3 separate regions of the Mus musculus genome follow, and all the other regions are linked to region 2. The links are chromatin loops, found by intact Hi-C in ENCODE. Cell type or tissue: left cerebral cortex. All regions are shown on one strand.

Evidence for each region. Peaks named below come from ENCODE experiments on the same cell type or tissue, not always from the same donor. Only the 100,000 strongest peaks of a DNase experiment are listed, where the experiment ranks them.
Region 1: a loop joins it to region 2, with 4 times the contacts of the local background. A loop is called at or near these places in 16 of 42 quality-filtered maps.
Region 3: it touches region 2 in a loop (2.7-fold over the local background); 9 of 42 quality-filtered maps call a loop at or near these places.

Annotation. Positions count from the first base shown.
Region 1 is chr19:28,974,022-28,976,521 of GRCm38, forward strand. It overlaps the pseudogene Gm3621 and the pseudogene Gm4844. Among named protein-coding and RNA genes, the nearest start is that of 4430402I18Rik, 7.4 kb to the left of the region's middle. In left cerebral cortex, a CTCF peak has its summit at 1,507 (motif pointing right); DNase peaks (open chromatin) are centred at 1,268 and 1,491; H3K4me3 peaks cover 540 bases; H3K27ac peaks cover 380 bases.
Region 2 is chr19:28,775,900-28,778,399 of GRCm38, forward strand. All of the region lies in intron 2 of Gm35922 (a long non-coding RNA gene), which reads left to right. Among named protein-coding and RNA genes, the nearest start is that of Gm35922, 17 kb to the left of the region's middle. In left cerebral cortex, a CTCF peak has its summit at 1,109; a DNase peak (open chromatin) is centred at 1,146.
Region 3 is chr19:29,046,614-29,049,113 of GRCm38, forward strand. Ak3 (adenylate kinase 3) reads right to left here and starts at 1,348. Exons shown (of 5, transcript NM_021299.2): 1 at 1,066-1,348. The coding sequence starts at 1,216. It overlaps 1700018L02Rik (RIKEN cDNA 1700018L02 gene), which reads left to right and starts at 870. Exons shown (of 1, transcript NR_028360.1): 1 at 870-2,116. In left cerebral cortex, a CTCF peak has its summit at 1,492; DNase peaks (open chromatin) are centred at 370, 496, 875 and 1,343; H3K4me3 peaks cover 2,032 bases; H3K27ac peaks cover 2,111 bases.

The sequences.
Region 1 (2,500 bases), 200 kb after region 2:
TTAAGGATACTTGGGTGTTTCGATGCCGACTTGTGGAAGGAGATAGAATAAACCTTTGAAACAGCCCTTCAAGTGTGAGGTTTGGCGGTGAGAGTCTGAGACAGAATAGAATTTTCAAGTGCAGCCTAAGCTACACAGCAAGATGCTATCTCCTCCTCTTTCCCCCATAAACAAAAATGAAAAGAATTGGTTCTTCATTATAATTCTTTTAAAGAGAACATCAAAGCAAGACATCGAAGGATTTTTTTTTTATTGAGATGTAATCTTTATCACCTGTAAAGATCAAGACGCATGAATTTGGGATGCATCAATTTAATTAATGTGGTGTGATTGCTTTAATGGTGTGAAATATTATTTAAAAAAATAACCTGAGGTATAACTAATAAAGGTGACTGAGTATAAAAAAAAAAAAAAGAAGAAAAGAAAAGGGCTAGAGGTTTCTTCAGGATTGAACTGCTGGTTCACTAGTGGTGTCTGCCTTTCTAGAAGACTGCTCTGCAGCTGCTGGGTCTTATTTGGTGTTTGCCACACCCCTGTAGAACTCCAGGTTGGGCAGACTGGTAGGCCAGGTTGATGTTGGTGAAATGCCTCCACACCTGGGCTGTCAAGGTCTCAAACAGGTGCTCTACCTCCTCCCGCAGCTGGACAGACTTGGCCCGCGTAGTCTGAGCGTGTCTGATGTTGTTACTGCTGAACTTGGCCCAGGTTTCAGGAACGGAGACCGTTTCGTCAAAGTTCTCCATGCCACGGAAGAAGTTAATGGATTCAGATGTGTTTTTTAGGTTTAAACATCTCTCCTCAATAGACTGTGCAGAGCTCTTGTCTGCGATGTCTTGCTCTAGGGCATGTTGAACATCTCGATTATCTTGCATCTGGGAATCAATTCGTTTAGCTAATTTTCTCATCTGATCTTGGCAACATTTAAGTAAATCTGCTACCCGGAGAAGGTTTTTCTCCCCGTTGTCATGGACCAGGTTAATCCCGATCCTTTTCTCCTTACTGTACAGATAGTCCAGGGTCACCTGCAGGGGACAGTTCACCTCCTTAGCGGCGCACTCCAAGCGCATCTTGAGGGTTTTCAAGTTGTTGATCTCCGCCATCAGCATGTCCCGCTCATGACACAACCCGGACTTCCAGAAGCGGATGTCGGAGAGCCTCTGGCCCAGGTTCCGGAAGGTTCCCTCTTGCATCTGGCGTGTCAGCTGCTCCTTATCCTGCATGATCCGCAGGGAGTCGTCTGTCAGCCGGCTGGCGCGGAGCCGCGATGCCTCTGCAATACTGATCAGCAGATCATTAGAGCGGTCCCATTCGCGTTGGGTATAACGATTGAAGTGCGGGGAGTGGAGCGAGGGCAGAATTGTGGACAGCCCCTGGTCGCCTGCGCTATCCTCCTGGCTTTTCTGGGTGGTGGCGACCTTGTAGAAGACTCTGGGTCTCCAAGCAGAGCGGCAGCGGGGCAGGTGAAAGGATTGGTAGCACTCCTGTACCTCAGGGTCCTGCCCAGCAGGGGGCGGCCACTGCAAGCCACAGTCTTTCTTGGAGCCACAGTAACTCGCTGTCTGAATGGTTCCAAGAAATTCCATCTTTCCCCATCAGACCCACGCGGGCAAAATTTGCCCAAGAGGTCAGGGCTTCTCAGGAACTAGGAGCCGCGGGGCTTCTGTGACTCAGTGCTGGTGTCATAAAGCGCGGGGAAGGGTCTTTGTGCCAATTCAGCAATCATGAGTTTGTAGAACACTAAATTTGTTTGATTTTTGTGCACAACCCCCGGCCTTTAGAAACAAACAAACAAACCCAAAACTATATCTTATGTCTATCCTTTTCCAACGTCTTTCTTTAAAACTTTAACTTTTCAGCTTTTGCACAGTTTAATATTTCAAGAAGAAATTGTACCTTTCTTTTACTATGAATAAATAAATGAACTCTTCCCTTGCTTTTAACGAACCGTAAACATGACATTTATATGTTAAAAATGACTAAAATTGCATCCTTTGGAAAACTCCCCCTAAAGGATCAGGCTACTACTATCTATATAGACCCACTGAACAACTTTAACTACATCACTATGGTAGTACTACATGCTGACTTGTATTATTCAAAAGATGGATCTGGAGGCATTTAAGACTAAAAAAAAAAGAAATTGACATTAAGTTCAATCAGGATACTGGTGTCACATTGTCTAATATAGTGGCTACATATAACTAAGTTAGCTAAAGCAAGATAAATAAATAAATACATAAAGTCTAGCTCCTCGCTTGCTCTGGTCACATTCCTAGTGCTCAGTAGCTACGCATAGCTAGTGACTATTACACAGACAATGCAGAGATTGTTCCCGTCATCAGAGAGTGTTTTAGGTTGCAATATTGCTCTAGACTTAACTGCTCTTCAAGCAGTTATGGGAGATAAGTTTTGCTTTGTTTTACAGTGTCAGGGGTAGGACCTAAGTCCTTGTACTCTACCACTGAGCTACACTGCCAGCTGAGAAACACACTAACGGCAC
Region 2 (2,500 bases):
TTCTAAAATAGAGATTAAATGGGATAATTGTATCACTGTTAAGTAGTATATTACTAGTTTGGATCATAACTGCCCTCCAAAAAGCCCATGTGTTCAAGCCTCAATGGCCGCATCCATGGAAGCTGTAGACGTTTAGTATGTGAGGGGTAGTGGAAGGAGGAGAGTTCCCTGGGGCACATGCTCTTCAAGGATGCTATTTTTCCACTCTTTGCTTTCTGGACACCATGAGGTGACAAGTCTTTTGCACTGTATTATGATCCTGCTGTACTATGCCAAACTGCCACAAGCCCAGAGCGACATGGCTAAGTGCCCATGGACCTCTGAAATTGCATGTCAAAAATGTGTGCTTTCTCCTTGTGAACTGCTTATCTTAGGAATTTCTTCCAGTAGTGGAAATCTGAAGGTTGTACACAGTGGTGATTAGAATATTCCAGACAACCCAGAATAGTCCCTCATTTTTCTTGTCTTAGTATTATTGTTGTTTTCTTAATCTTTTGTGTGTTTCGAGACAGGGCTTTACTATATAGTCAAGGCTGGCTCCAAACTCACTAGAAAGCTAAAATTCCAAGTCCCAGGATTACAGGGCTGAGTGACCACACTCACTGCCCTGAGTTCTTTGATTTAGTATTGGGATGAGACAGCCAAAGAGTCCATGGGAGAGACTTGCAAGAAAAGTGAAACTTTGACCACATCTTCTTGTTGCTGTTTTAATTTTGCTTTTCACACAAACCTACAAGGATCTCTTTCTCATAGATTATTCTATGAGTTCCAAATGACCTATAATTCTATTGTTCCATGGTTTCCTTAGTATTTTATCAGGTTTATTATCCATCAAAGCCTTGCCTGGGTTGATCTGAGTGTTCGTTGGGATGCCCAGAGAAGTCGAGGTATCAGGACTCCATACCTCCTAATCTCCAGAGTCAAACTGCTGAAGTAAGGGAGTTAGCATTAATGCATTTTTTTTCTGTTGCATAGATGATTAAACCTCTCAAGATCAAGGCCCTTGTACCTCTGATGTAATTGCAATTGCATCTAACATGGCTTAAGCAGAAAAGCCAAGTCTATTCCTTTCCCAGTGTTCCGTGTGAGGGAAGATGCTCATGATGACCAGGTGGTGTCACTACCACCTAATTAATATATCCAGCTCCTTGGAAATCGTGTCCCACAACTGCGCTGGACTTCTCTTGAACTCTGATTCTATGCTTACACTTCCTGTTTGCCTCCCTTTCTCAAGTGCACAAACTTTGCCAAGAAAACCAGGGACTCTACACAGCTTGGGTTCTCTGAGAGCAAGCAGTGGTGTGTGTTCTGGTGGCCAGGCCTCACTGGAGAAACAAGACTAAAAGAGAGCAGAGGTCATCGCACTAGCTTCCTGGTGTTTGTATCCTAGTGACCAGGGAAGGATCCACTTAATGGACGAGTGAGAGAAGCTGGGTTCGACCTCTTTGTCTTCTTAAATCACCCTTTACAATCTTGCCAGTTTTCAGTAACATTTGAGTTGAATAAAGCTGAATTTTCTTTTTTATGTCTACCACTGCTATACCATTGTTATCCCTGGATAAGCAAATATCTAAGTTTACTATGAAGTTCTTATTTTTATTTGTTGGCTTAAATCTTTTTGTGTAATATATTTTTATCATATCCTTTCCCCTTCCCCTAACTCCTCCAAGATCCTCCATAGCCACCCAACTTCATGTTCTTTCTTTAAAAAGAAATCAGAACAAACAAAAACAAAATAAACAAAAGCAACACACACACACACACACACACACACACACACACACATAGAGTCCATTTTGTGTTGACCATCAGCTCCTCAGAATGTCATGGAGTGTAGCTGATATATCTATCATTGCTCCATTAGAAGAAACTGATTTTCCTGTTCCCAGTGGGTATTACAAACAGCTTCTTGGTTAGAGGTGGGACTTAGTGTCCACTTCCCCTTCTCCGTGTCAGGATTTTGTCTGTCTTGAATGTGTGCCAGGCTTAACGCATGCTGCCACAGTCTGTGTGAGTTCATGTGTGCATCAGCCCTCCTGTTGTGTCTGGAAGGCATCCACCATCTCTGGCTCTTGGATCCCTGAGCCTTGAAGGGAAGAGTTTGAGAAAGACATTCTATTTAGGGCTGGGTTGGCCAAAGTTTGTGGCCATTGTTCATGTATGGGTCTCAGAGTTAGTTCCTCTCTGCTACAGAGGAAGCTTTTCTGACTAGGGCTGAGAGATATGCTGACATATGGGTATAGCAATACATTATTAGGAGCCCTTTTCATGTTTGCTTTCCGTTTTCTGTTTGTTTGGTTTTTTGCTACGCTTCTTTATAAAAATAACAGTAATAGCTGTCTTCCTAGATCCCAAGACCTCTCTAGTCTCAGGTCATGAACGATTATGACTCATCTGGGTAACAAAGAACCTGTGCATCTGGCAGAAGTTATTGGATTATTACTTCTAGTTATTCACAGGCTTAGGATGCTATGTCCTCCGATAGAATTGTTCCTGTACA
Region 3 (2,500 bases), 270 kb after region 2:
TTGTAAGAAGGAGCTTTACACAAAGACATTTCCAGAAGGAGATAGACTGTTTCTCTCCGAGGTTCTGGGCTGAGGTAGGGACTAAGAGAAAACTTTGCTTTTTACTTTATACATTTCTGTCTTCCCTCCTCTCCCTGGCCTTTACTTTCTTTTTTTTAAAACCTTGAACAGGTATTATTTCTGTGTAAATAAGCTTCAAATGAATTTTCAAAATAGGCACTAGTTTGAAATTGAAGGTCAACACTATTGTGGAGAAACACATCTAGTGCAAGCTTTTAAAAAATAGTTTACAGCTGTTAGTTGGCTGGCGCCTGGAATCCCAGCACTCACTAGGGAGGCTGAGACAGGAGGATGTCAAACTTAAGTTAAAGTTATCCTTGAATACATCGAATGACACTGTCCCAAAAAATAAATTTAAAAATGCTTTTCTTAAAATAGAACTTACCACAAACCCACCCTTTGTAAAGTGTTGGCTAGATTTTTTGTGCTGAGTTAGAAGACTTTGGAAGGAGAAACACAGCAATCGTTTATGTAACTGTTACAAGGACAACTTTAGTGACTAAGAAATGTCTGGGGGCATCAAAATCTAAGCCAACTTTGTGACTGCAATGAAAATAAGTAATACTTGACCTTGCAGAGAGAAAGGTCAGAATTACAAGATCCCACGGAGCTTACCATGGGCGGGAGGGGGGGGTGTAGGGAAAAAAAAAAAAAAGAAGCTAGCCCTGGCAGAGCCAAAGCCTGCCTTCTGCATACAAGGACACGTGGAGAGACAGGCACAGCTCCCCCCGGCTGGACCCCCACCGCAGCTGCCAGCTGTGTCGAATGAGCTTCTAAAAACAAAGCCAAGGGCTTTCCTTCAGTCTTTGAACTTCCTAGTCCTTTCCTTCCCCCTCCCCCATCTACCCGAAGCTGCCCACGGAGGCCAGAGGATTCGGGGCGCAACGGCTCTTTCCCCAGGCGAGGTCGGGGAGCGCTGCACCCGCGTCGCAGGACCCTCGACCCCGGCCCGCAAAGCCCCGCCGGGACGATCGCACGCCGCCAGCCCTCGGTCTCAGCTCCCACCTGTGCCCTGCAGCATGTTCTGGCGGAGCAGGTCCCCGCTGGAGAGGTGCTTCAGCTCGAAGTGTTTGGTGATGCGTGACGACACGGTGCCCTTGCCGGAGCCCGGGGCCCCCATGATCACGGCGCGCAGCAGCCGCCCCGACGCCCCCATGGTGGCTGGCGGTGGTCCGAGCTGCGCAGACGCTGGTCTGTGGCCTGGCCTGCGCGCTCACAGGCTCCGCGGCCCTGGAGGGCTGGCAGCTGCAAGCGGGCGGTGGCCAGGACGCCCGGCTCTCCCGGAAGTGAGCGACGGCCACCGGGGCCGCCCCGCCGGCTGCTGCACCGCCCCTCCGCGCCCCTGCACCCCACTCCCTTGAGCTCCACCCGGCGCCTCTTGGCATCCCCAGACCCTCGTGCCCTGTGCTGCCTGGTCCCAGCCTGCAGGCTGCGCCCGTCTGCATTCTCCCCAGTGGACAACCTCTGAGCACCCCGTTCTACTTCTAGTCTCCCGCTGGCACCTCTGAGTGCCTGGATTTCATTTTTTTCCCCCCTCTGTGTTCACCTTTTTCACCCTTAGTCTTTTCTAAGAGCCAAGTTCTGTCCTGCTCAGACCCAACAGGAAGCAGCATGCCCCCGTGTTGTGTCCCCTCGGCCCCTCTGGTTCACCAGGTGTTCCCCACCTTTTCACACCAATCCTCCCTTGACCTTCTTCCCTCTGCCTTTTCACCCCATTTCCTTCTCCTCCAGGGGTGACCTGGAACCCTCCTCACAGAAGCTTTCATCAAGTGAAGTATGTGTCTCATCTCCCTGAATCCACTTTCAGAACCAAAAGTAGCTGTCACCGTTAACTTCCGCAGAGGTCAAACATACTAGCTCCTTCAGAAATGCATTCATTTCAGGAAGAGCTACCCAGTGCCTACTGTGTGCCACTGTACTTAGAGGCCTCCGAGAATGCTATGCTGAACAAACCCGAGTTTCTACTGCTGTCCGTTTGTTTTCTTGCTTGTTTGTCCAGGGGTGGAAGTAAGGCTTTTTGAAACAGTACTGTGAATAAAAACAATAACAAACCAGCAGGCAGCAGTGATAGACGTCTTTAAACCCCGCACCCAGGTAGAGGCAGGCAGATCTCAGGATTCCTGGCCAGCCTGATCTACAGAGCGAGTTCCAGGACAGCATGGGCTACACAGAGAAACCCTGTCTTGAAAAACCAAACAACAACTAACCAGAAGGTGTGGGAGGGAGCAGTGATGCCCTGGCGTGGGCTCTGAAAACTGAAGTACAGAGAGGGAGAGTGAGGTACGAACGGATGCAGAAGAGAAGCGATTGAGTCTTATTTTATCTGTAAAATGGACGCAGGAGATTGGTGTGGAGTAGAACGGTGTGTGGATTGCCTGTACAAGACCAACTACAAAGTGCTCCGTAAACGTTGCCCACTGTCCGCCTGATACGGTTTCCT